Regions from separate parts of the Mus musculus genome. Here region 1 is linked to region 2. A link is a loop called in an ENCODE intact Hi-C map of the cell type or tissue named here. Cell type or tissue: left cerebral cortex. All regions are shown on one strand. Each heading gives the region's core, and the rest is flanking DNA. Links, peaks and the distances in the headings are about the cores only.

Region 1 (12,938 bases), core at 2,118-10,117, 51 kb before region 2:
GAATTGATCTCAGGACCTCTTAACCTCTGAGCCATCTCTCCAGTCCAGAAATTTATTTTCTTCAATAACATAGAGTACAAGCCTCATTAGAAAGCCCCAACACAGTGTCTATATTCCCATAACTATTGTCCATTTCTCCTTTCTTTTATCCTTTACTGCGGTTCTATTTATCTCCCCGCCAGCACTACCACAATGTCTGGAAAGAAAGGTCTGTTGGATTTCTTAAGCACGGCATGTCTAATTTATTGAGCTTACATTTTACTGAGCACTGATGGATTTTCCATTTAAAATTAAACAGTAACACAGATACTATTCATCAAGTATGTTGAGGAAATCATGGGGCTGGAGAGAATGGCTCAGTGCGTAAGAGAGGACCACATGGTGCTTCACGACTGACTGCAACTCCGGCCCCAGGAGATTCAACATCCTCTTCTGGTCTCCATAAGCAGTGCACACATGATGCGCAGATATATGTGCAGGTAAAACAGCCATGTACATACAAAGAATAATTAAACTTTTAAAAATTGAAAAAAAAAAAAAAGGAAATGTTGTGTCAAATGTGGGGACACATGTACAGCCTGCACCCAGGCAGTGTAGGGACACATGTACAGGCTGGCACCCAGGCAGTGTGGGGACACATGTACAGCCTGCACCCAGGCAGTGTGGGGACACATGTACAGGCTGGCACCCAGGCAGTGTGGGGACACATGTACAGTCTGCACCCAGGCAGTGTAGGGACACATGTACAGGCTGGCACCCAGGCAGTGTGGGGACACATGTACAGCCTGCACCCAGGCAGTGTGGGGACACATGTACAGGCTGGCACCCAGGCAGTGTGGGGACACATGTGCAGCCTGCAGCCAGGAAACGGAGGCATGAGGATATAAGGTGGGCATAAGCCTATGCTCAGAGGGAAGCAGGAGTATGCTGTTGTCACAGTAAACTGTAAATGTGAGAAGCCACACTCCCAGGGACTAATCTAGTACCTAGAATGGCAGTGCTATCTGCTGATCTGTCAGGCATGACCCGGACTGAGCACTCGAGTGTCAGTACTTGTTTCCTTCCTTGGAAGGACTTTACATATGAGTTTACCAGGCTGAACGTTCCATATTCTTCCCTGAAGAAATGTGTCAGAAACCCTCGCAGTGTCGTCTGGTCTCCCCAGGTCCAGCGGGCGCGACTGAGGTAGGACGAGACAGGCAGGTAGACATAGGGCAGCAGGCCAGCAGAGAAGGCCAGAGTCAGCCTCAGCAGCAAGCTGAGGGTGAGTTCCTGCACAGGAGACACGGCGGAGACATGTTTACTTTAGTCCATTCATCCTGGAACTTCGAAAACACATCAAGGGAAACATCAAATGTGTTTGCTTAAGGCTGATCTCTCAATTTATGTTAAGTCACCGCAGAATACTATGTTAAACCTTCTGATTATTGCAGATTACTAGAAAATTCCATCAGCCTGGATTCCTTTTCGTGGCAAAACCCAAGTGAAGCAAATATTAGCAAAGATGTATGAGAACCAAGCAAAGTGCGTGTTTTACATTTAATCCATATCATGACATGCAGCGTTGCACAGCTGAGATGACCCACTCGGCAGCAACGGCTTGTTAGTTGCCTCTGAACACTATTTTAAGGCTAACTCACTTCACCACCGTCATTAGAAGGGGCTTTAATGTATACGTCATTACAAGTATGCAGATTCTCCCCAAGAGCTCTGGGTATATATTTCATACAAGCATTTAGTGTAAACAAAGCTAGCTTTTATAGACCACAGGGGCACCCACATTTCTCTCCTCTGTCTGTTTAGTGGAATTTGCTATTACACGTAACCGTGTTGTCCCATATGCTATTCTTGGAGGAATCCTTCACCTGTACATTTATTTCTAAAACAGACGATATGAAAACATTGCAAAGATTAAGTCCTAACAATGTGAATTCTGGAATTCTAGAGACATTCAAGCCTTGTTTGCCTCACTAAGTGGGCAAGGGGATCTCTTACAAACATCTTAACTGGAAACTACCAACTCTTTTTCTTACAAAAACAAGAAATCCATCTGAGAGAATGCATATAAGAGGCAGGACTCAGGACCAGCAGAAGAACAAGCAGCAGAGTTCTCTCTGCATTTTCAAACAAACATCCTTAATTGAAAATGAAGTGTTCATTGTAGCACTCATCTCATCTGTGATTTCTACAGCAGAAACAAGATCCACAAAAGCGACAGCAGGAAAGCAGAAAGATCTCATCTGACGACAGGCGTGGCTGAAGTGTTTACATTCTGGAGGCACGGCACGTTATAAAGTTGAATTTAGAATGACAAGAAGCAGTTGTTACACTATTTTCCTTTTGTATGAGAAATAAGCAGGGGCAATTACACGAGGGCTGTTCCAGACAGGCTGGGAGGGCTTCCTTGTTCTGCATTACGCTGTGATTGCCTGACGGGGTTCAGGTCTCAATGTAAGTGCACATACATACCTAAGTATACATACAGAAGCATGCATGCACAAACACATTATTATAGAGGTTCCTTTGACTTCCCTTCTGCTATTAACAGAAATGAAAGAGGGGTGTTGAAGAGTCACAGTTGTCATCAGTAGCCTACTGGAGGGCAGCGTAATATGTCCTTAGCCCAGGCTCTCTAATTGTTAACTCTGAGTCCTTGATCGAGACTACACAAATTACATGGCTCTTCTTCCAGTCAACTGACAGGTACTTTTCAGAGAATAAACATGTTGCCTCTGCTCAGGTCAGAAGTCGAAGCTAGAGCAGGCAGGGCTGCTCCCTTCCTCCAGCCAGCTGCCTGCTCTCCTCCCCCAGCCAGCTGCCTGCTCTCCTCCCCCAGCCAGCTGCCTGCTCTCCTCCCCCAGCCAGCTGCCTGATCTCCTCCCCCATCCAGGTGCCTGCTCTCCTCCCCCAGCCAGCTGCCTGCTCTCCTCCCCCAGCCAGCTGCCTGCTCTCCTCCCCCAGCCAGCTGCCTGCTCTCCTCCCCCAGCCAGCTGCCTGCTCTCCTCCCCCAGCCAGCTGCCTGCTCTCCTCCCCCATCCAGGTGCCTGCTCTCCTCCCCCAGCCAGCTGCCTGCTCTCCTCCCCCAGCCAGCTGCCTGCTCTCCTCCCCCAGCCAGGTGCTTGCTCTTCTCCCCCAGCCAGCTGCCTGCTCTCCTCCCCCATCCAGCTGCCTGCTCTCCTCCCCCATCTAGCTGCCTGCTCTCCTCCCCCAGCCAGCTGCCTGCTCTCCTCCCCAAGCCAGCTGCCTGCTCTCCTCCCCCATCCAGGTGCCTACTGATGCTGGAAGAGGAATGTGTTCTGCTCAGTTTTACAGCCCGTAACAGCCTTTGCTGAATGTTATCTCTTTGCTTTACATTCATATAAGTTGGGATGTAAAGCTAGCTGGCCTCAAACTCCCTATAGTCCAGGCTGGCTTCAAACTCTCTGTGTGGCCTACTTTGGCCTGACACTTTCAAACCTTCTGCTTCACACTCCTGAATGCTGGGATTATAGGCATGCACCTAGTTATGTCTTCATCTATTACCAAAGGTTTATATCACAAAGCATTATTTAAAGAACTTTCTGTATACTCTATAAAACTACTGTTAACCCCCTGAGACCCTGTGTCAAAGAACCAAACCTCAATAAAAAACTATCTAAAAATAGGCCGCTGGGTAAGCTGTTTAACATCCCCCATGTAAGGACTTACTAATTGACGTCACAGAAGTAAATTCTAAGAAAAAGTTGTTCTTTGTCAACTATTGTCTCCTTTTTATTTAATCACATAATAAGGATTTTATAATCTCCACATTACCCCTTTTTGCCTTGTTACCAAAATGTGTTAAAGTACAGTAAATACAATTATTTAAAGCTTTAGTATAATTATTTCCTTATTGCCGCATAATAATTTTATTATATGTTTTATGTGTTTTCTATTGCAATTCTGACTGTAGTTGGGTATAATTAACAAATAATAAAATGAGAAATAAGTGTCACTGAGGTTCTTAACAAAGAAACAATGACAAAGGGAGCATCCAGCTCTGCCTTGTGTCCTTTACCTTCCAGAAGAACGCTGAGGGAATCAAGGACATTCATCTTGTCGGGGTCCCTGTGTACATCACTACCTGCCTTTCCCTACTGGAATCTCCCAGGGTCTAACAAACAAAAGTCTCCTGAATGCCTTTCTGTCATTTTAATTAACCTTAATGGTTTTTTTTCCAAAGAAAGATGAAAAGCAAATGAACGGTTTTCAGTTATGAAGAGGAATTCTCAGATTCTGAGGACACAGGACTATCGTCTCTGAGTTCAGTGAGCTCTCATTAGCAGGTGTCATCTGTTGTGTGTCAGCCTCCAGCACCTGGCCGCACAGACAGGACTCAGCACTTGAAGGACTGAAGCATTGCTACTTGAATCTTAGGATGTGAAAGAAAACCAGTTAGGAAACGTGATGGTGCTGCTCCCAGTCCCTGCTGCCCCTGTGCACTGAGGCGCTGTCAACAATCATGAGGAAGATTATGGAGTCAGCCAGACACCACCATAATCAATACTGCATAATTCTGTAAATCCTCTTTTTAAAGTCAATATTGTTAAAGCCTCGGGTCACTTAAGCTTTACATAAAACTCAAGGAACACTGAAGCCCTAAATTTTTAAATAACACAAATGTTGAACTGAACCTACGTGAAATAGTATGAATTTTAACTTTTATAATTAAAAAATAAATAAACCTACCTTCTCTTTGAGAAGTCGGAAAAGAATCCAGGGTATTATGCATAATATATAGAGGACTATCGTGTGCTGATTACACAAGCTGAGGCCACACGAGAAAGCACCAATGGCCGCTATCTGAGAAAGAAAAAGAAACACTAAGTCAAATCTTCACCCAAAACTCTAAACATAACAGAAAAAGCCCTCAACACATGTGCACAGCTTCTGTGTGCCACCTCAGAGCCAAACCCTGAGACGCTAACAGCCATGCTAATATAGACACTAATATTTATCAAGTGGTAGTTTTTGGGTAATTTTCCCCCAGTCTCATAAAACCCTCCAGTTTGACCTTAAGACTATCTTCAAAGGGACTCCTGGGAAGCCCCTTACAATGACTACCAGTAACAGGGTACTGTATTATTCTTAACTGAAATCTGTCATTTCAGCAATTCTGATTTACCCTACTAAATAAATAAATTTTTATTTAGAACTTTGGTTATCTCATAGGAGGCTTTTAGTTGCTACTGAACATGTAGTTGTCTCATAAGTAATAGTCTCTGCTTAAGCATACCAATTAGGCCCCTGTGAATGAGTCTTCACTGTCCAATCGCAGGGCAGATCCTGAGCGCCCCTCCCCCCCCCCATCCCATCTTCCACAGCGCCACAGATCATTGGGGGCCTGCTCCCTCAAGAGAATTTGGTTTGACCCAAATCTCCCTTTCTTTCTCTGTTTCCTGTCAGGATTCTTTCCCTGACTCCCTGCTAGCTCCTTGGCTATAAGTTTCTACTTTTCTTCGTATTTGGAGTTAAGCCTGCTACCATGGTCCCTATGGCTGTACGCAAGAAAGCCTGCTTATGTCCCCAAATGAGTACATGGTATCCATGCATGTATCATGTGTTTTTCTTTAACACAATCAGAAAAGAAGGTTGTTTTAAACAAAGCACTCTAATAGCATGAAGAGTTATGGGAACCACAAATAATCTATGATATCCTTTCTTTCCATACTCTATCAGCAAGCTGCCCTCTATTGAGACAAAGTACCCTTTATAAGGCACAGAGGCTAAGAAGCACTTAGAAGACAATGCTCCTTCACATTGCAGATGACTGTGGTGGTGATCTCTGAACTACTTGGGTTTTTACATTTGATGCTCTTCTTCTGGCTAAAAATAATTTATAATTGTGATCTTTCATGTAATTAATAAAGAATCAATGTACTACCATTGAATTTACCTTAAGGTGGTCCATCCACAGCTTGGCCTCACGATACACACACACACACACACACACACACACACACACACACACACGGTGGTGTACAAACCAAACACATTCTTCCCCCCAGGAATCACTAGACATTCCATCATCTCATTCTGCAAACTGTTCTGAAGTCTTTAGCAGGGGAGAGAAAGTCCCATACTTGAGAGCTACCATGGCTCCACTCCTAGCAAAGGGTCTGAGTGTGACAGTCTCTCCACCTGGCCAGATTACCCCTGACAGGATTCAGAATAGATGAGTGTGCTCTAAACCAAAGCTAAAAAGAAATACATTGCTGCCTAAATATTGAAACAAACCCCGACTTCACTTTGATCAAAATAGCTTACCTTTGATCTCTCCTTTGCGGCTGTTGCCTCCTCAAAACGCACAGTAAGCGCCATGAGCAGCCCCACGAACAGATTGTTTAAGCTAAAAACCTCGGCTGCAATGGACCACTGCCATGTTAGGCGAGAAAATGAAAACACCCCCGCAGCAAGAATCCCTCCAGCATGTGAGCCAGAAAGCCTGCAAACACAGATAACATGAAATCTCTCTCGGAACAAGAGGAGCTGACTCTTCTTTCAGAAACTCTACCAACAGAAATGATGACAATTGCCCAGCCCTCTCCCACCACACTAGAACCAACACATTCTTCATATAACAATTCCAACAGACTTCAGTTAGGAAGCCCACCTGTCAACAAGTCAGCAAGCCTGTGGACAGAGGGTTGACTTCTCAGATCGAGTGCTAGGACCTGAGCCAGGTCAGACAACCTAAAGAGGTGGCTACAGATAAACCTGGGGCATTCCTGAACAGCCACAAATGGACTAGCTGAAACTGTAATGCTTAACAAGAGGCAAAACACCTACTCACTTCAATCATGGCTTCCCATAGAATGCTTATCTACCCTATCCCCTGGTGTGACCATGGAGGTCTTGGTCAAAGCATCTGACCACGTTAAGATCTTGTACAGCTTTGTTCTTAATTTCTAACTTTTATTTTTTTGTTTTAGACAAAGTAAAGATAAATTATATTTTTCTAAAGAGGCAGATGGGAATGTAAATTTCAACAAATGTAAAGAATCAAAGGCTATATCTGCAAACTGTTTACTCCCCGAATATCAACAAGAGACATGCAGTACTCCATGGGGGCTCTGCACCTTAATGCACCTTAATTTGTGACTGGTTACATGACCAAACACTAGCATATATCCAGCCAGAATAATTCCCACCTTGCTATAAATCTACAACTACAAAGTTTAAAACAACGACTGAGTATTTCAGGAGTTTTGGAAATCCATTGGCCATCACTAAGTATCTCAATACTAGGAGATCCAGTAACCCTTACTAGGCCTAGCAATTGATACTAACTGCTCTACACTATTAGTTTTCAGATATTTTGCTTTGCATAAAAATATGAGGTAATTCCAATAAAAAAACGTAAAATAAAATGTCAACACTGGAGCTCGGTGGTTAAGGGTGCTTACTGGTGGTGGCGCACACCTTTAATCCTGGCGCTCAGAATTAAGGTGCAGAGTCCCCAGGGAGTCACGGTATGGCCCTTGTTGATATTCAAGGCGTGAGCAGTTTGTTTCCAGATGTGACCTTTGATTCTTTACATTTGTTGAACTTTACATTCCCATCTGCCTCTTTAGAAAAACACAAGTTGTCTTTACTTTGTATAAAGCAATCCCAGGCAGAGGCAAGTGAATCTCTGAGTTCAAGGCCAGCCTGGTCTACAGAGTGAGTTCCAAGACAGCCAGGGTTACAGAAAGAAACCCTGTCAGCCGGGGAAAGCGGGAAGAAAGCATGCTTACTGTTCTTCCAGAGGACCTGGGTTCAGTTCACTGAATGTTGCCATGAATGAGTCAGCCTGGAATCCAATCTTCCACTGTACTGGGCCCCATCCCGTGGCTAACACTAGCATTATGATCTCTGCAGGCTAGTTGTGTGCCTCCCTCATGTGGCATGCCATGCCCAGCACACACCAGGACTCATGTTGTACCCTCAGTACGAGTCCTCCCTTCTCCTTCCTCTATACTCATTTCTTACTCTTACTAACTTCTCTTTAGTTCTCAGGGTTCTAGTCCATCTCTGAACACCTCTATCTTCTGTCTTCATTTATATAGAAGCACCTTGTTCCAAACATACAAAGGAAGCAAGGAAAGAGTGGATTAGCATTAAAAGCATTTCTGAGTTTTGTTTTCTAAAATAGGGTCTCACTATGTAGCCCAGGATACCCTCAAACTCACCATAATCCTCCTGCCCCCATCTCTTAACTTCTGGGATCATAGGTATGTGTCACCACAGCTGGCTTTATAACATTTTAATAGAACTTTAGTCTCATCTATCAAATTCAATTGTGGAAAGTTGTCATAAGACACAAGCATCCTTCCTCCAGTTAACACATAAATTAGCATCCTGGGAGAAATGACAGATCCAGCAGTAAGTACAGTGAGTCAGAAACAAATCCATGTCTTAAAAGTTCTTTGTATAGTCTAGATAATGATCAATAAGTGGGCAAATGAATCGAAGGATCCTTACGTGAAGTACAAATGCCAATAAGTTAGGAAAAGGTGCTCACCATTAACAGAAAACAAATTAAGATTATATGAGATTTCCTCTCACCCCGACATTGATTATAATGTAAAAATAACAACAACAAACACTGAGAAGGGTCCCCTTTACACTAGGTAGGAATGTCAGTACAGTCAGACGTTCCTCAGAAACCGGAAATTAGAAATGACATAGACGTCAACGTCTGTGACACCCATACAGCGCCTAAGCAGAGGACTGAGCCTACACACCTGTCCCTGCATGAATGACACAAGAAGATGGCTCCCGTACCCAACAGAGTAGTAATCAACTGTAGAGAAGAACGGGACCATCTTCTTGCAGAAAATGTTGGGACTGAAGCTATTGTGTTAAACAAAATAAGTTAAGCCCAGAAATATACCACATTTTCTTTTATGTAGAATTTTAGACTTAAAGCATAAAAAAAGGCAGTCAGGCATGATGATACACGCCTTTAATGCCAGCACTCAGGAGGCAGAGGCAGGCCGATCTCTGAGTTCAAGACCAGCCTGGTCTCAAAGAAAATTCGAGAACAGCCAGGGCTACATAAAGAAACCCTGTCTCAAGAAACCTAATTAATTGATTAATTAATCAAAAGGACTTAAAACCAGAGGGGGAACTATGGGGGGGGGGCAGAAGAGAATAACAAGAAGAGGTAAGCTCAAAATGTCCTGCTACACCTGCATGCAACTGTCACTACAAAACCCATCATTTTGTGCCATAAACACAATAGGTTTAAAGAGTAACAATGTTTATTTTCAAACAAAGAAACTGGGGCCCAGGTGGGTCAGGTTATTTTTCCAAGATCCTGTGGTAACTCATGGCTGGACTAGCATTCACACTGTAGCCAAGCTGCCCGTGCTGCTATGTTGTGGATTCAAAGACAGGTATCTGGGTTTTAATATGAAATGAATTATTCTGGATTAGTGGAAAATTGTATTTTGATTAAATGGGTACCTTCTGGAATGAGGAATGAACTAGAATAAAGTTTTAATAGTTATTAGAATTGTGTTTCACATTACAGTAAAACAACATACTACTGCGTAAGGCTAAACTATATTCAAAACCTCTGTTCACAGGTTTAAATATACTTTTTCTGGAAGAAAAGTTTGTCAAAGTTTAAAACCACCAGATGGACAATTAAGTAGAATCAAAGAGACTGATATTACTGATGTTAATAAATTCCCAGGAAGAAAGCCCAAGATCCCCTAATGTGCAATGGTTTTATATCTGTATTGTTAGGCTCAAGATACCAGACATATCTGAACTGATTATGCCAGACATTAGAACTAGGAACTCTTGCTATTTGCTCTTTCAGATACTTCACAGGATTGAATTATTGAGCAAAACAAGGTAACATTATTGGCGTCACTAAGAAAATCTATCTAGTCACTCACTGATGCTTAGGGATGGCTTTTCCTGAACACTGACCTCATGCCAGCAAAATCTGAATGCTCCAACCTCAGATCAGGATGGTTTGCAACAAACTGTATCCTCCTGCACTAAACTGTTCTCAGCGCCAGAGAAATACGATATGAAACTGTTGAGTAAAGTTATAGATGAAAAAGGAAGTACGTTCTATAGAAACAGTGACAGAAGTCAAATGTATAACCTTCATCTTTAGCATCTGAGAAGCTTGCTCCGAGTTTAAGCTAACAGATCTGGGGCTGTAACTCTAAAGCTGAGGACAGAAGGCAATGGGCCGTTTAATTGTTTCTCAGCAACAGAGCGGGAGAGGCTGGGTTTTTCCATTCCAACGAGCACCTATAGTCCAATTCTGTTGTTCCCAGACAGGGTTTCTCTACATAGTCCTGGCTGTCCTGGAACTCACTCTGGAGACCAGGCTGGCCTCGAACTCATAGATCTGCATACCTCTGCTTCCCCAGGGCTGGGATTAAAGGATGCGCCATGCTGCCCAGCATTCTCATCTGAATTTGTAATTCAACCCAGTCTAGTATGTGTCGAGTAATTGGCATCCTAAAGACACCATGCATCTTTCTTCTGTCTGTCTGTCATTTGCATACTTCTGCCCTCTCTGCCACTTCATTGGCCCTGTCCCAATTCTAAAAAATTCTTGGGTCACTTGCTCTTTTAAATCAAACTGTAGAGTTCTTCTCAGCATCTTTTGTGGTTTTAGACACGGTCTTATTATGTAGCTTTGGCTCGACTGAAACTTTCTGTGTACACTGGGCCAACCTTGAACTCACAGAGATACGCTTGCCTCTGCCTTCCAAGTACTGAAATTAAAGGTGATTAAATCTTACCTAACCTTGACTCTTTAAAAATATATTTCTTTTCTATTAAACATAGCCAGTCAAATGGTTGCAACCAAGAATGCCCACAAGACACAATTCTCCTTTATTACAATTGCCATTTTTTCCCCAGTCCAACTATAAGAAAACTGTCTAGATAGTGGAGAAGAGGAAGTCCATATCTATGTGGAGGAAGTTGTGCGGGGTTCTTTTTTCTTTTTGAGACAGGTTCTCATGTAGCTCAGGCTGGCCTTTGAATCTGTGATCTGTCCCAGATTCCCAAACTCTGGAATTATGTGTATAACCACACCTGGCTTTTAAGGTCTCTTTAATGATCTCTGTACATATTCCACCATAGGCTTTGCCAGGCATGATGGAACAGAGCTATGATCTCATCACTCAGGAGGTGGAGACAGGAGAGTCATGACTCAAGAAGCCAGAGTTAGTTCCCGGCAAGCATGACCTGCACAGGACCATGTCTTTAAAAACCCCAAAGGATGAAAGGGTAGAATGCTGAACATTTTGGAGGACTTTTAATTTTATTTTTCATAAAATAATCTATATAGGCTGAATCTATATGCTTCTTTGATTTCAACATTTTATGAATCAAATTCCAAATTTCCCCTAAAAATGCCTATTTTTTTCTCATTTTTTTTTGATGGCTTTGAACTAAGAGATCTGCCTGCCTCTGCCTCCTGAGAGCTAGAATTAAAAATGTTCACCAACAATGCAAGACTCTAATGCATGTATTGCAACATTGTTTTCATGCTAAGATTCAAGATCAGTATTACTGACGGCATAATTTTACAACATGCATGAAATGGTAGATTAAGAAAAGGGGGTAATTTGACATACCTCCTGTGAGAAAGGCTAGCACTCAGGAGTGATACATACAAGACTGACCACACACACACACACACACACACACACACACACACACACACACACACACACACACAAACACACACACACGCTCTCACATATGCATATACACACATGCACACTCACAGACACACACATTCATAGACACACACACACACACACACACGCATACACACACTCATGCACACAATGTGCTAGAGCTTGATCCAAGGGCCTGCTGCTTGCTAGACAAGTGCCCCACTGCTAAGCTACATGCCCAGCTGAACACAAGGCTTTGTAGACAGTGACGGAGGTGGAAGTGCAGCTGAGGTTGGAGACTGCAGGACCATAGCTATGGAGTAGCAGCAGTGGACCAAGCCTCTAGAGGAAGGGCAGGAGGACAAGGCCACAGTTCAGGTGGGAAAGGGAAGGGGATGGAAACTGGACTGGCTACACAGGATGTAAAGGCAGTCACGAAAGGTTGAGCTCACTGTGGGTCATGAGAAACAGCCAAATGAAATGTAAAGTGTGCTAGGAATCACGTTGGAAAACAAAGTTTACTTAGAGGCTGGAGTGGGCCAGTTACTAACACTGGGACTCTTGCTGAGGCATCTCACCGTAGCAAAGAGTAAAGAGGCAATCCTCAGCTTTCTAAGGTTTTTTATAAAAGTTAAACTTTGTCCTGAAAGCCAAGGTTAACATGGCTGTGAAGAGATGGGCCCTCTACTCCAGCCATGGCAAGTGGAGCCAGAGCTGTCTGCCAACCAGCCAATCAGGTTAAGGACGAGGACTGTCCACAGCTTGGAGAAGACGAGGACTGTCTATAGCTTTTGAGAGGAGTCCTTCACTGCCTCTGCCTGGTAGCAGCCTGCTTACATGGCTCAAATCCTCCCTCCCTGGCCCTTCCTGCTTCATCTTACCACAGTGCAGCAGACACTCTAACTAAAAGCAACCTGGCCTCGGGATGCATTCAAGAAATCATGCCAGGGCCCTGGCTGGGCTCAGCACCTGCCTTATCTGCCTTGGTTCCACCCCATCCCCCCAGTTCACTACTGCAAACCACTGCCCCCCATACCCCCCACCCCCGCCCCCAGTGACAATGGGCTTTCTGGTCCTCTACCGTGTGGTCCATTGCTGTGTAATTCTTCAAGGCCCACTCTGTAAGATTGGCATGTGGGACCCCACACTCCCTGCTCCTTTGTGTTTTCTCTCAATGTTTCCATTCCCCCCATGAACTCCTAACACTGGTGTTTGCTATAATATCAGTGTCTTCATGCTGGACTACACCTCTCATTCTACACAAACTGGTGTTAT
Region 2 (12,938 bases), core at 2,952-10,951:
AACTACAACATCTCACTTAGCTTCCCCTCTTTTCCTTCTCTTCTACTGACCCAGGAATAGGTCCTCACCTTATACTGAAACCCTTCTGTACCTTATCCCTGACATACTGTTCCCAGACGATGTTCCCTCGTTCGCTATCCATTCATTTCCTTCCGGGGAGAACTCAGAGGGGCCAGCTGCACAGTATTGCCAGACATTGCTAGAAACAGATGGCTTCTAAAGGCATAAAGTTTGGGCCCTAGATGGGGCATTGAGGTGCTTGTCAAAAAGAGGCCAAGGCCTTTAAGAGACAGTTGTCTGTCTCTACAGCTATCATCTTTTACTACCAATGATGAATGATCACTGTTATTCGGTAGGTGACCAGTAAAGATATTGACCTTGACATTTAAAGAAGGGCTAATTCAGAACCACAGAATGTAATGACAATAAAAGGCCATTTTAGAAACTGCTCAAAGCCAGGCATGGTGGCACATACCTTTAATTCCACCATCTGGGAGACAGAAGTGGGAGGGTCTCTGAGTTTGAGGCTAAACTGGTCTACAGCGTGAGTTCCAAAACAGCCAGGGCTACAAAGAGAAACCCTTTCTTGAAAAGAAACAAACAAAAAGTCAAAAAAGACATTACATGTGACATAGATCTAAGAAAATCTCCACAAGAAAGGCACTGATGTCCTAAACAAGTGAAACACGCTAAACCGTGGGGCATGGAGAGAAACACGCTAAAGAGCACACAGCCCACCAGCAAAGCAAAGGTGCATTGGAAATCAAAGAGGTTAGGTAAAAGGTGCCTTTTATTCTCACCACACACCATTCTAGATCTTACAAAACTAGCCCAGTAGCACTGTGATCTACTATCGCTTTGGTAACCGCCAGCAAACTCTGTGAGAGCTAGGTGGTTTTTTAGTCACACATGGAAGTTAGGCATCCTTTTTGTCTTCAGTGTTTAAACTCCCACTGCTTCTGTCAACTAAAGTAGGAAGTGTGGCTGTTGCTGCCCACCTTAGACTATGCCTAAGTGTTAGTTTATTAGATTGATTGATATATATGTATATATAGATATAGATAGATAGATAGGTAGATAGATAGATAGATAGATAGATAGATAGATAGATAGATAGATAGATAGATAGATAGATAGATAGATAGATAGATAGGTAGGTAGATAGGTAGATAGGTAGATAGGTAGATAGATAGATAGGAAGGGTAGGTGGATGGATGGATAGATGGATGGATGGATAGATGGATGGATGGATGGATGGATGGATGGATGGATGGATGGATGGACGGATGGACAGACAGACAGATAGAATCACTGTGACAAACTGTACAAACAACTTAAGGGAGAAAGGGCTCACTTTTGGATCATGGTCTCAAAGGTTTCAGCCATAGTCCTTGGTTCTGTTAATGATGAGCTCATGGTTGGCAGGGTATCATGGTGGCGGCAGCTTGTGGAAGAGGCCTCTCTACTTCATGGCAGACAGGAAGCACAGGAATAGACAAGAGACACCACCAGCAACTTGGAACAAGAATTTAATGCACAGCCTTGGGTGAAGGGGTGAACCACTTCATATTCATATCATAACATCATGATATTATGAGAGTTCTGTGCTTTCTGGGAGTCTTTTCTGGAAAGCATGGTGCTTCAGAAAAGTTGAAGCCTTGTTCTGATTTAGAACAAATATGGGAAGTCATAAAATGATGCACACATGTGATATTTGTGGTCTAGAGTTATGGAATCCCAGGATTATGTCTCCACTCCCTGTGGTCCCTTATATAACCTACTGTCCCAAACAAAATCAGGCAGACCCTGGTTTAGGGTAAATGGAGCACAATCTCAAGAGGGCAGGAACCTATGTTTCCTTCCTTGACACATTCAAGGAATACCGGTTGGTTAAGGGAGCTGATGAGTATTTGTCGAGCCAAGGAAAAGTGAAGAGTCCAGATGACTCATGGGGAGTTGAAAGTCTTTATCGCCTGATGTGCCCCTGAATCTGAAGACCCAGAACTCCCAAGATGAAGCAGTATCAGGGTCATCCACAAGAAGAGAGGCTCGGTGTCTTTGTGATCTCCTACTGATGGCAGCTTGTCTCTACTGCTGTAGAATTTACCTTTGGAAGCCACAGTACATTGCTTGGGGTCTTTATGCCTCTTGCTTGAAATCGATGGAGCAGTTGGCACAACTGTTCTTTCAAGGTCTGCTTCTATTAGCGGGTAGGCTGTCTGCTAATGAAGGTTTATGGGGAGAGAAAAAGAAGGGGGGAGGGAGAGAGAGAAGAGGGGAAAATAGGCAAAAGTTGAAGCTAGAACAACCAAGACCTATTTGAATTCTTTAAGAGTGGAGTGAGTTAGTGAGGGACCTGCCTCCTCCCTCCTAAGCCAAGGGTTCTCACATGGAGAGTTGCTAGAAGCCGTCATGTCATGCTAATTTCATTAGATGCAAACAGTCATGCTAATTTCATTAGATGCAAAAGTGCTCAGAGCGGCTGATTTGATTTCACAGCCGCTATTTTGGCCATCACGGAATTAAAGTCAGACTCATCAGAGGTGTTTTACCATTTCCTAAACAAGGGAAATCGGACCTGGTGCTCTTTGAAACACATAGCCAAGAAAGCAAACCAGACAAATCCTACCAATCCAACTCTCCTTGTACTAACTGCGACCTGTGCTGGGGAAGCAAACCAAGTCCGATCCGCTGGAAGACGCGGAGAAACAACGGGGAAATAAGCTGGGCGAAGACCAATCCTCCGCCAACCTCGAAGGCTCTGGGAGCAGCATCTCAAAGCGTTGCTGGCACCAGGTCAGCACTGTCAGTCACCACAGGCAGGAAAAGCTCTCAGTGTTTGAAGGTATTCAATCAATAATTGGACCAATACTTAAGTTAGGAATTGGGAAGGCAGAGTTAACAGGTTGTGGTGGTTTGAAAATGGCCTGCGTAGGCCCGCATGGCACTATTAGGAGGTGTGGCCTTGTTAGAGAAGGTGTGGCTTTCTTGGAGGAAGTGTGCTACTGGGGGTGGGCTTTGAGGTCTCAGATGCTCAAGCCAGGTCCACTCTCTCTTCCTGTTGCCTGTGGATCTGGATGTAGAACTCCCAGATACCTCTCCAGCACTGTCTGCCTGCATGCCGCTATGCTACCCACCATAACGATAACGGACTAAACCTCCGAACTATAAGGCAGCCCCAGTTAAATGTTTTGCTTTGTAAGAGATGCCTTGGTTACGGCATCTTTCCCCAGCAATAAAGCCCTAACGGAGACACAGGCAAGTGATACTTCACTTCGTGGAAGAATTTAAAGTCACACCACCCTTTCCTGTTGAAGCAGATGAATCTTCTGCGCTTGCCCAGCTCCCCACCACTTCTCTGGGGGACTATGCGCTGGCTGAGGAGATCAGTGGTGAGCAATTTTTCTGCTTTGAGTTCAAGATGTTAACTTGCTAATTTTAAGTCAGCCATAGTAACAAGCAAGCTTTTCCATCCCAACAGCTGTGTGTTTAGCAGCATGCTGTTGGCCTTACTCATCTCTCACCAACCAACGTAATGCCTGTGCTCTTTTAAAACATCAACAGACTACATCCAACCTAGGAATGATTCCCTGCCTGCCAGAAGCACTCATGCAACTGATTTCATTCATTTGGCACCAGGGAGGGCAAACAGATCATGGTTAAAATGTCAATTTAGTGTCAGGCTCTTAACCTACCGCCATTTAACCTGTAAGGAAGGAGTATTGCAGACGGCAAGCTTCATGAAAGCAAGTGCGGGAACTATACTTCCACGTCATTATGGTTTTCACTAGGGAGGAAACCACTGGAGATGCTGCTGTCAAGGCTCAAGAAGTGAGACAGTCAGAGAGACTTAGGATAAAAGCTGCATTCCATTGAATGAAAACACAAGAGAGATGGGTTTTAATAAGTAAAAGTTTACTTTCAAAAAGAATTAAGAGGAAACACATCGTCTACAGTCTGCACTCTGCATTCACAGGCCCCACATCCTTAGAGTCAATCAACTATGAACTAAAAATATATATTAACGAGGAAACCTTCCACCTGCATTACAAAGGCAGTTTCTTCTTGTCTTTATTCTCTAGTGACACAAAATAACCATTTACATTGCCTCTACAATGCATGAGGCACAGTTTATTATTTAAGGTATATGGGTGGTGCACATCTGCTGAATACACTGCCATTTTATAGAAGAAATTTGAGCACCCAAGGATTTTGCTGTGTGTGTCTGTGGGAATGAGATGCTCAGGTGATGGGGGGGGGGGAGGGTGTGTGTCCTGGAACAAGTTCTCAGAACATAGCAAGGTGGGATTGATAATATGGATTGTCAATTCAGTTTGTAGTCTTGAGTCATGATGGAAGCACACCTTTGGGTGTGTCAATGAAGTCATTTCTACTGAGCTGGAAGAACTACTCAGAAGTGAGGGGTACTATGTCACGGGCTGGAGCCATCAACTGACTAAAACAGACAACTGTACCGGCATTCATAGCTCTCTGCCTCCTGACTGCAGATATCTGCTGCCTCAGACCCAAGCCATCAACTTCCCCACCACAATGGACTGAGCCTTTCACACAGCATACCACACAACCCTTCAAGTCGATTCTGCTGGCATCTGATCACAGCAGCAGGAGAAGCAACCAGTACTCAAGGACAGTCACAGATGCTCCCAGGTTGCTTTTAACTGCCTGGGAGCTGAACTACATACAGCATTGCTCAGTTGTGAACTCGGCCGGCCGGGCCGCAGATGCCCTCAGCACCTCAGCATGTCACTAGCAAAGTATGAGAAGCAGAGCTAGCCTCAGGCCCCCCTGTTGTGTGACACACCATTCACTTAGCCTTTCTCAAATGGTTATTGCGGCTTTTCCTCTGCTACTAAATGAAAAGGTGACCTAAGTCTTAATTAGCATTCCCTACCTAGTGTCACATACAGTGATGCCTTCTAGTAAAAGGTTGGGGGATAAAGAACTAAAGCTCCATATGTAATAGCCAGTAATGGGCACACATGTTTGTAAATGTTTGTTTTAATACTAATGTCAGATTATTTAGGACCTAATCCTTCCTGTTGATTGGACTGAGCATACATGGGGGGATAAAGATTTCTATCCCTACATTAACACATTTTATGAATTTCAAAGCCACTCCCCCCAACCCCACTAAAACACAAGGTCATGAACTAATAGAATCCTCATTTTCTGAGTGTTTTGGTAATCTGCAGAGGAGCCCTATAGACGTACTAGGTAAACAAGTCGCCTGAATTCTTATGAAATGCATCAGACCAGTGAGTGCGCTCCTCGGAGCATCTGCAGGAAATGGAACAGAAGCAAATGCTAAGAAGCACTCTGCTCCAAGCCACTTATGTAACCGTGCTGCCACAGATTAAAATTAAGCTATTCGAGGCCACCCCAAGCCCCCAAAGAGACTAAAAGGAAAGAGACTTAGATCTTTTCATGCCTTCTCCCCACCCCAGAGGATTACAGCGTCAACCTTATAATCATTAGTAGCTGCAATCCTGCTTGATCTTCTGCCCCTGTTCCACCGTTCAGTCTATCTCCCCTTCCCTCTACCACACGAGTTTTTGTTATGCATCTGTTTTTCAGACCAGTGAATCACCATTTCATGGATTAAAAATCAAAAAAAAAAAAAGTTCAGGAGTCTGGAGAAGATTTCTTAGAGGGTAAAAGCCCTTGCTAAGCCTTACTGAGTTCAGATCCAGCACCCATATAAAAAGCCACGCATGGTGGCAAGTGCCTATAACCCCGCCCGTTGGGAAGCCAAGTAGGGGAGGCAGGACAATCTCTGAAGCTTGCTGAAAAACCCAAGGTCTCCAGACGGGGTGAGAGATCCTATTCAAGTGATGTCCTCCTGTGGTGTCCAGCACAGACAGACATGCACACACACACACACACACAGACACACACACAGAGGCACACACAGAGGCACACACATTAAAGTCCAGAGTGGAGTAAAATCATCACTTTAGCTTTCAAAAAGTCCTCCGATCAGCTGTCTTTTGTGCTCAGTTACTGTGGCTTCCTACCCACACCGAAAGAAGCTCCTATCTCCCCCCTCATCTTCAGGGCTTTGCTGCTCTCTGGCAGCAGAATGGCCCACTTACACTTCCTTAGAGGCTGCCTGACTGGGGTGCATTAGCCTCAGAGAACTGTGCTCAGTGGGGGTTTCCTGTCACTTTCCATCATCTGTCCTTTGCTATCTGTGACTCACAGCCCTGGGACAACAGACAGCCCTTCCCCCAAGAAAGTCAAAGCCTGCGGTCTCTGTCCCGGTGTGACGTGACCGCTCTGAATCACAGCCTCCTGGACCCTGCACGCCCTTCCTTCCCATCTGAAGTGAGAAAGGCTGCTGCAGCCTGGTCCCAGAGCTGGGACAAGGGGACTTCACACTTCAGAAGCCCCAAGTCAGTTGTATGTGTCCAGGCAGGAACTTTAAATAGTAGAGTTTCCCTTTTCAGGGTGGATGGGGGGGGGCGGGGAAAGTCTGTAATGTCAAATTCTTTCTCGAAGTGGAGATCGACTATGTGCTCCATCATTTTATTTCTTCGTCTCCCATCCACCCTGCTCCTCCTGCTCTCTCCTTCATGCTCTCCTCCCCCCACCTGCACCCCCCACTGTCCTTCCTGCTCCTCCCTCCCGTCGTCTCCATTCTACCCTCTTCCCCCCCTTTCCTCTCTAGCCCTTCCTTGCCATCCCCCACCGTTGCCATTCTGGGCTTCCTGTCCTCCTTTCCCTCACACCCTCTCTTCCCCTTTTTATTCCTTACACTCCCACTGCCGGGAGTGTTCCTCTGTTCCTGTTAAATCATCTGCATTCATCTTTGTCATATTCAAAACCATCCTCCACACAGCCTCCTAAGGAGTCTTTCCATAGAAACATTGTTATGTTATTCCATTCCTTAGGAGTCTTCACTATTTAAGTCCTAACGTGACTTAAGGGATCAAGCGCCTTCCTTGTCCGCTGGGAAAGCAGAGTATGGTGGGCAGCTAGCTCGTGTTATTCCTTCCTGAGCATGAGCCACGTGCACAGACTAGGAAGAGGTACCTTCGCTCCTCGACCAGATTAGAAAAGAGCAAAAAACCGAAGAGGCTCTGCATACAGAAATGACTAGGCTAGCCCCTTTCTCTAACAAAACAAAATAAACAACAACAACAACAACAACAAAACTCGAAACTGTACTCTTGGCCTAGCTAGCCTGGCCTTCATCCCCTTAGCTTCTCGATTACAATTACTGAATTTCCAACTATAAAATCATTCCTGTTCTTGATTGTTCTTATCCAGAAGGAACTACTCCTTTAAACCTCCCCAGGATCTCCCAACAACAGCCCTGGCCTTGCCCTCCAGCTCCCTGCCACCAAACTACTCTGAACACCAAACTGCCTTTCACTGGTTCGTCCAGCAGTAAGCTGAATACATTTATCTACCCAGCTTAGGAGTGCTTATCAATGGTATTGGCCTATTCTCTTCAATGTACTTCTATCTCTCACAATGCATGCTCTGGTCATACACAGTAAAACTATGGTGCACGCCTTTAATCCCAGCACTAGGGAGGCAGAGGCAGGCAGATTTCTCAGTTTGAGGCCAGCCTGGTCTACAGAGTGAGTTCCAGGACAGCCAGGGCTATACAGAGAAACTCTGTCTCAGAAAACCAAAAAACCAAAATCAAAACCAAACCAACCAACCAAACAAACAAAAAAGACTTCAGAGCGTGTTCATGTTGTCTTAGTGCAGTCTCCTGTGCCTTGTATTAGCTCCAGCTGGAGCCTGTGCACAAAGCTTCCTCCTATTCTTCCATAAGCGTCCCTAAGCCCCAGCCACTGTTTGGCTATGGGTGTCTGTATCAGTTTGGGTCATCTGCTGGGTAGGGTCTCTCAGAGGACAACATGCTCCTATCTGCAAGCATAACAGAGTATCATTAATGATGTCAGGGATTGGTGCTTGCCCATGGGATGGGTCTCAAGTTGGGTCAGTTATTGGTTGGGCATTCCCTCAGTTTATGCTCCATCCCCCTTGCCTGCATTTCTTGTAGTCAGGATAAATTTTGGGTTGAAAGTTTTGTGGGTGGGTTGGTGTCTTCTATTGCTCCACTGGGATTCCTGTCTGGCTACAAGAGGTGGCCTCTTCAGGTCCCATAGCCCCGATGTAGTGATTCATAGCTAAGGTCACCCCCATTGATTCTTGGGTGCCTCCCTTATTCCAGGCCTCTGTCTTATCCTGGAGATGCCCTGCCTGCACCATCTCACCCTGATCACTTGAATATTTCCATTCATTTTCATGGCCATCTAGCCATCTCTGCTAGTCAAAGGACACTGTCAATAAGACACATCAGCAGCCCACAGATTTGGAAAGGATCTTCACCAACCCTACATTTGACAGAGTGCTAACATCCAAAATTTATAAAGAACTCAATAAGGTAGACACCAACCACCCCAATAACCCAATTAAAAATGGGGTACAGAACCAACCAGAAAATTCTCAACAGAGGAGTCTCAAATGGCTTCTGAGAAGCCTTAAAGAACTGTTCAAAGTCCTTAGTCATCAGGGAAATACAAATCAAAATTACCCTGAGATTACCACCTTACACCCATCAGAATGGCTAAGGTCAAAAGTTCAAGAGACAGCAGATGCTGGCGAGGATGTGGAGCAAGGGGAACCCTCCTCCATTGCTGGTGGGAGTGCAAACTTGTACAACCACTTTGGAAATCATTTTGACGTTTTCTCAGAAAACTAGGAGTAGTTCTACCTCAACATTTTTTTTTAAATTGGACCTTTCTAGATAAGCTGTTCTCCACCTAGACTCATCTAAGGAATTTAAAACATGTCTGTGCTTCTTCTCAGCCCCAACCCCTTAAATTTTGCACAGGGCTTGGGCACTGGCAATTTTCAAAAGTTTTCATAGTAAAAGACAAACATTGGTGATCTAGGTCCAGGAAGGATTCTATGTGCTTTAAAAGCACAAAGTAATTCACAGCACTAAAAATGAGCAATAGATAGACAGAAAAGCTACTTCAATAAATGATGACTGAAAACTGAACACATTTTATGAAGCCCCTTAGTCTGTCTGTGTAAGCACCGAACCTTCCCAAATGCAAAGGGAACACATGCTCAGAGTCACAGTAAAATTGAGGCTGTAGAGTTTAAAACATTAAACAATTTGGAAATGTATCTTGTGTGCATAGGTCAGAGAATATTGAAATGAAATGGGGCCAGAAGCTAATAGATGGAAATATTTCTACCTGAACATCTCTCCAGGAGGCAAAGTAGAGATTACAACCAGTTTGTCTACACAAGTGACAGGCGTACCAAGCACACCGCCATTGCCAGGGCGATCGGCTCTAGTTCCTGTGAAGGTGAGAGTAATATCGGGCTCATTAATTGTCTACATTTCCGATATGATAAGACTTCAGTGGATGGTGTTAATTAAACAACAAAACAACTCCTCTTGTGGTGGTGTGCATTCCAAGTTAGAGCAATTAATTCACTCACTTAAACTGATCAAGATTTAATTACCATCACTCTGTGCAATTACTCCATAATTAAAGTAATTTGGTTCCTTCCACTTGCTGACAGTGTCACTGAACAGCCATTCACAGCACCAAAAGAAGTGATAATTAACTTAAAGAATAGCTCAGGGCTGTTTTACGCACACAGGCTCGCTGCTGATTATTCCTAAAGACCCCAGAATGAAGTTAAGCATGGAAAGAAGAATCCTGGGATCGTTTTAAAGTGATGATGATGATGATGATGATGATGATGATGATGATAATAATAATAAATAAACAACACCTTAAGGCTTGCCCCTTCTCCCCAAAATAAGGTCCCTAGAAGCTTACACACTTCTTAGAAATTTAAATGATGGTGGCTGCCGTCACTATAACCTAACCATAAATTAGTGTCATGTGCAAAACAAACAACTTGAAAAAAATTAAGCACTTAAATATTGGTTAGGGCTAATTACTGTGGGAGATTAGAGTCTACTTGGCAGTTGGTAGGAGTGGTACAAAATATACTGGTACAGAAAGAACACTCGGGATCTTTGGGAAAGGACAGGAAAAGATGTCTAAGGATTGCATCTCTGTGGGGCTGGAGAGATGGCTCAGCAGTTAAGAGTGTTTGCTGTTCTTCTAGAGGACGAGAGTTCAGCTCCTATCACGCACATCAGGTGGCTCACAACCTGACACCTTCTTCTAGGCTCTGCAAGCACTCACGCACAGACTCGCAGAATCGCCATAAATAAAATTAAAAGCAACGTTTTTTTTTAAAAGTAAAGTATCACGATGTTGGAAAAGAAACCTTGGAACACACAGACAGACACACACACACACACACACACACAAGAGAGGGGGCGGGGAGGGAGAGGAGGGGAGGGAGAGGGAGAGATCAGCTGCCTGTATTTACTGTGGGATTTGTTTTGAGTGGCTACCTGAAAAAGTAAGTTTTTTTCTCAAGCAGAAAAAGGTGGACGAGCACTTTAGGGATGTCGGAATTGCGACAGCATTATGGAGAACTGCTCAATCCCAGGGGCGGCTAAGCTCCTATACTCCTGGGCCCAGATCAAGGGTGTGAAGAGCCAGGCTGGAGCCTAGCCCGTGCACAAGGTACATTCAGAGGTGAATTATACTCTGAGGGGCAGGGAACTGGGGGATAGCTAGGTCTGAGTAAAGTCCAGAGGCCCTCCAGAGAGTGGGCTAAATGAAACCAATACAGAGGTGCTGACAGCTTTCTCGGGATTCAGGGTTAACTGAGGACATGCGTGACTGTCCTACATGGAGAGAAGCATTCTAACCGGCAGGGCCTTCCATTGCCCTCCATGTAGAGCATTACTCCCCGGTCCTGGCCTGAGAGTTTGGGAGGCAACTAGAGGAATCAGATCCTTTGCCTTTTCTGAATATTATTCAGATGCAACTCTCTTTGTTGTTATTGTTGTTGTTGTCGGTGTCTACAGACAAGGAGCAAAGCTAGGGCTTTGCACGTGTTAAGCAAAAGGCTCTGCCACTGAGCTACATACCTAACCCTGAAATGTCGGCCCATGGAAATGTGCACAATGCAAAGGGTCAGGCTGCCCTTCTGATGCAGCTGCTCTGAGCAGTGCACACTAAGACTATTCCTGGGAACGGAGTCCTGCCCAGTGTTCTCATTACACTGGTAATAAAGCTGAAGTGTCTAAACAGCATCAAGTGTCTTTGGAGAATAAGCAGCTGAGATCACAGGTCTTGCTGGTGCTGGAGCTGAATCTGAAATGACTGACTCAGATCTGTTGCAACAAACAGTTTTTGCTGGGCAGTGGCTAAAGCAAACTAAAGCAAACTATGACATTATTGGCTCTTTAATCAAATCACTATATCTTCCATATTCACTTCCAGGGATATAGGTGGCTTTCCATATTCAAGGGTTCCATAGATTCAAACACATAGATCAATCATACTAAAAAACCCACCAAACTGTATCTTCACTGAAACATTTGCAGACATTTTTCTTGTTATTTCATAAACTATATAGCATAAAATCATTTACATAACGTTTACATCCTATTGAGTATTAAAATGTAAGTAATGATTACATAGGTTATATGCAAATTCCATACCATCGTCTGAAAGGGACTTGAACTTTCTAAGGCTTGGGTATCCATGGGAATAGGAGGGCAGACTTTCCTAAAACCAGTGTCCTGCTCATGTTAGAAACACAATGGCATTTGGATGAAAGGTCTCTGTGCTGGTTCATCTTGTTCCCTTGATGGTATCAAAAGTCTCTTAGGAGACAAATAGGCACGTCTGTGAGGGAGTTTCTCAGTTAGGCTAACTGAGGTGGGCAGCTACACCTTAACGTGTGTGGTACCATTCTGTGGGCTGCAGTCCTAGGCTGCATAAAAGAAAGAGCTGAGCGTCCATCCTTCTCTCCTTCAGGACTGCAGACACAGTATCACCACCTGCCTCAGGCTCCAGCTGCACACTTACCTACCGCAGACACACCAAGTCTCCTTAAAGTGTAATTGGAAATAGCTTCCTCTGCCCCAAGTTGCTTCTTGCCAGGTATTTGGTCTCTGTAATGGGAAAAGCAACTGATACTGATTTGTAAAAGCTTGCTATTAAGTCAAAACCCCAACTACATTCATAACTATCTATGGCCCTGCTTCAGTTGCCTATCGGGATGTCTGTTTGTCTATCTACTATCTATGTATCATCTACCTACCTATCTGTGGTGGTTCAAATATGCTTGGCCCATGTGGGAAGTAGTACTATTCGATGTAGTCTTGTTGGAATAGATGTGGCCTTGTTGGAGTAGGTGGGCTTCGAGGGCTCTTAGTGCTCAAGCTTTGCCCAGGTCAGAAGAGTTCCCTTCTGCTGCCTGAAGATCAATATGTAGAACTCTCAACTGTTTCTCCAGCACCATGTCTGTGTGGACACTGCCGTGCTTCCTGACATGATGGTAATGGACTAAACCTCTGAAACTGTAAGCCAGCTCCAACTAAACGTTGTCCTTTATAAGAGTTACCATGGTTACAGCAATAAAACCCTAAGACACTCTCTGTCATCTATGTATCTATGTATCTATCTATGTATCTATCTATGTGTCTATGTATGTAGTATGTATGTATCTATCATCTATCTATCTATCTATCTATCTATCTATCTATCTATCTATCTATCTATCTGCCTATCTATCATCTACCTATCATCTATCTACCTACCATCAATTGACCAATCACCGATCTATCTACCTATCATCTACTTGTCTATCTATCTATCTATCTATCTATCTATCTATCTATCTATCTATCTATCATCTACCTGTCATGTGTGTATAGATTGGGATTAGGTCATGAAATTACTGAGGCTGGCAAGGCCCATGTCTGCAGGTGCACTGGCAAGGTTGAGACCCAGAAAGCTGGTGCTGTATCTGCAGCTGAAGGCCAGTGGGCTCCAAATTCG

What was found. Peaks named below come from ENCODE experiments on the same cell type or tissue, not always from the same donor. Only the 100,000 strongest peaks of a DNase experiment are listed, where the experiment ranks them.
Region 1: it touches region 2 in a loop (8-fold over the local background); 2 of 42 quality-filtered maps call a loop at or near these places.

The regions. Positions count from the first base shown.
Region 1 is chr14:48,465,849-48,478,786 of GRCm38, reverse strand. It overlaps Tmem260 (transmembrane protein 260), which reads right to left. Exons shown (of 16, transcript NM_172600.4): 4 at 6,286-6,463; 5 at 4,708-4,821; 6 at 1,093-1,272. Among named protein-coding and RNA genes, the nearest start is that of Tmem260, 26 kb to the right of the region's middle. In left cerebral cortex, for the core only: no CTCF peak of the experiment used is centred there; DNase peaks (open chromatin) are centred at 3,254 and 6,403; H3K27ac peaks cover 523 bases.
Region 2 is chr14:48,415,484-48,428,421 of GRCm38, reverse strand. No RefSeq gene overlaps it. Among named protein-coding and RNA genes, the nearest start is that of Tmem260, 24 kb to the left of the region's middle. In left cerebral cortex, for the core only: no CTCF peak of the experiment used is centred there; DNase peaks (open chromatin) are centred at 3,465, 5,329, 6,161 and 6,792; H3K27ac peaks cover 2,078 bases.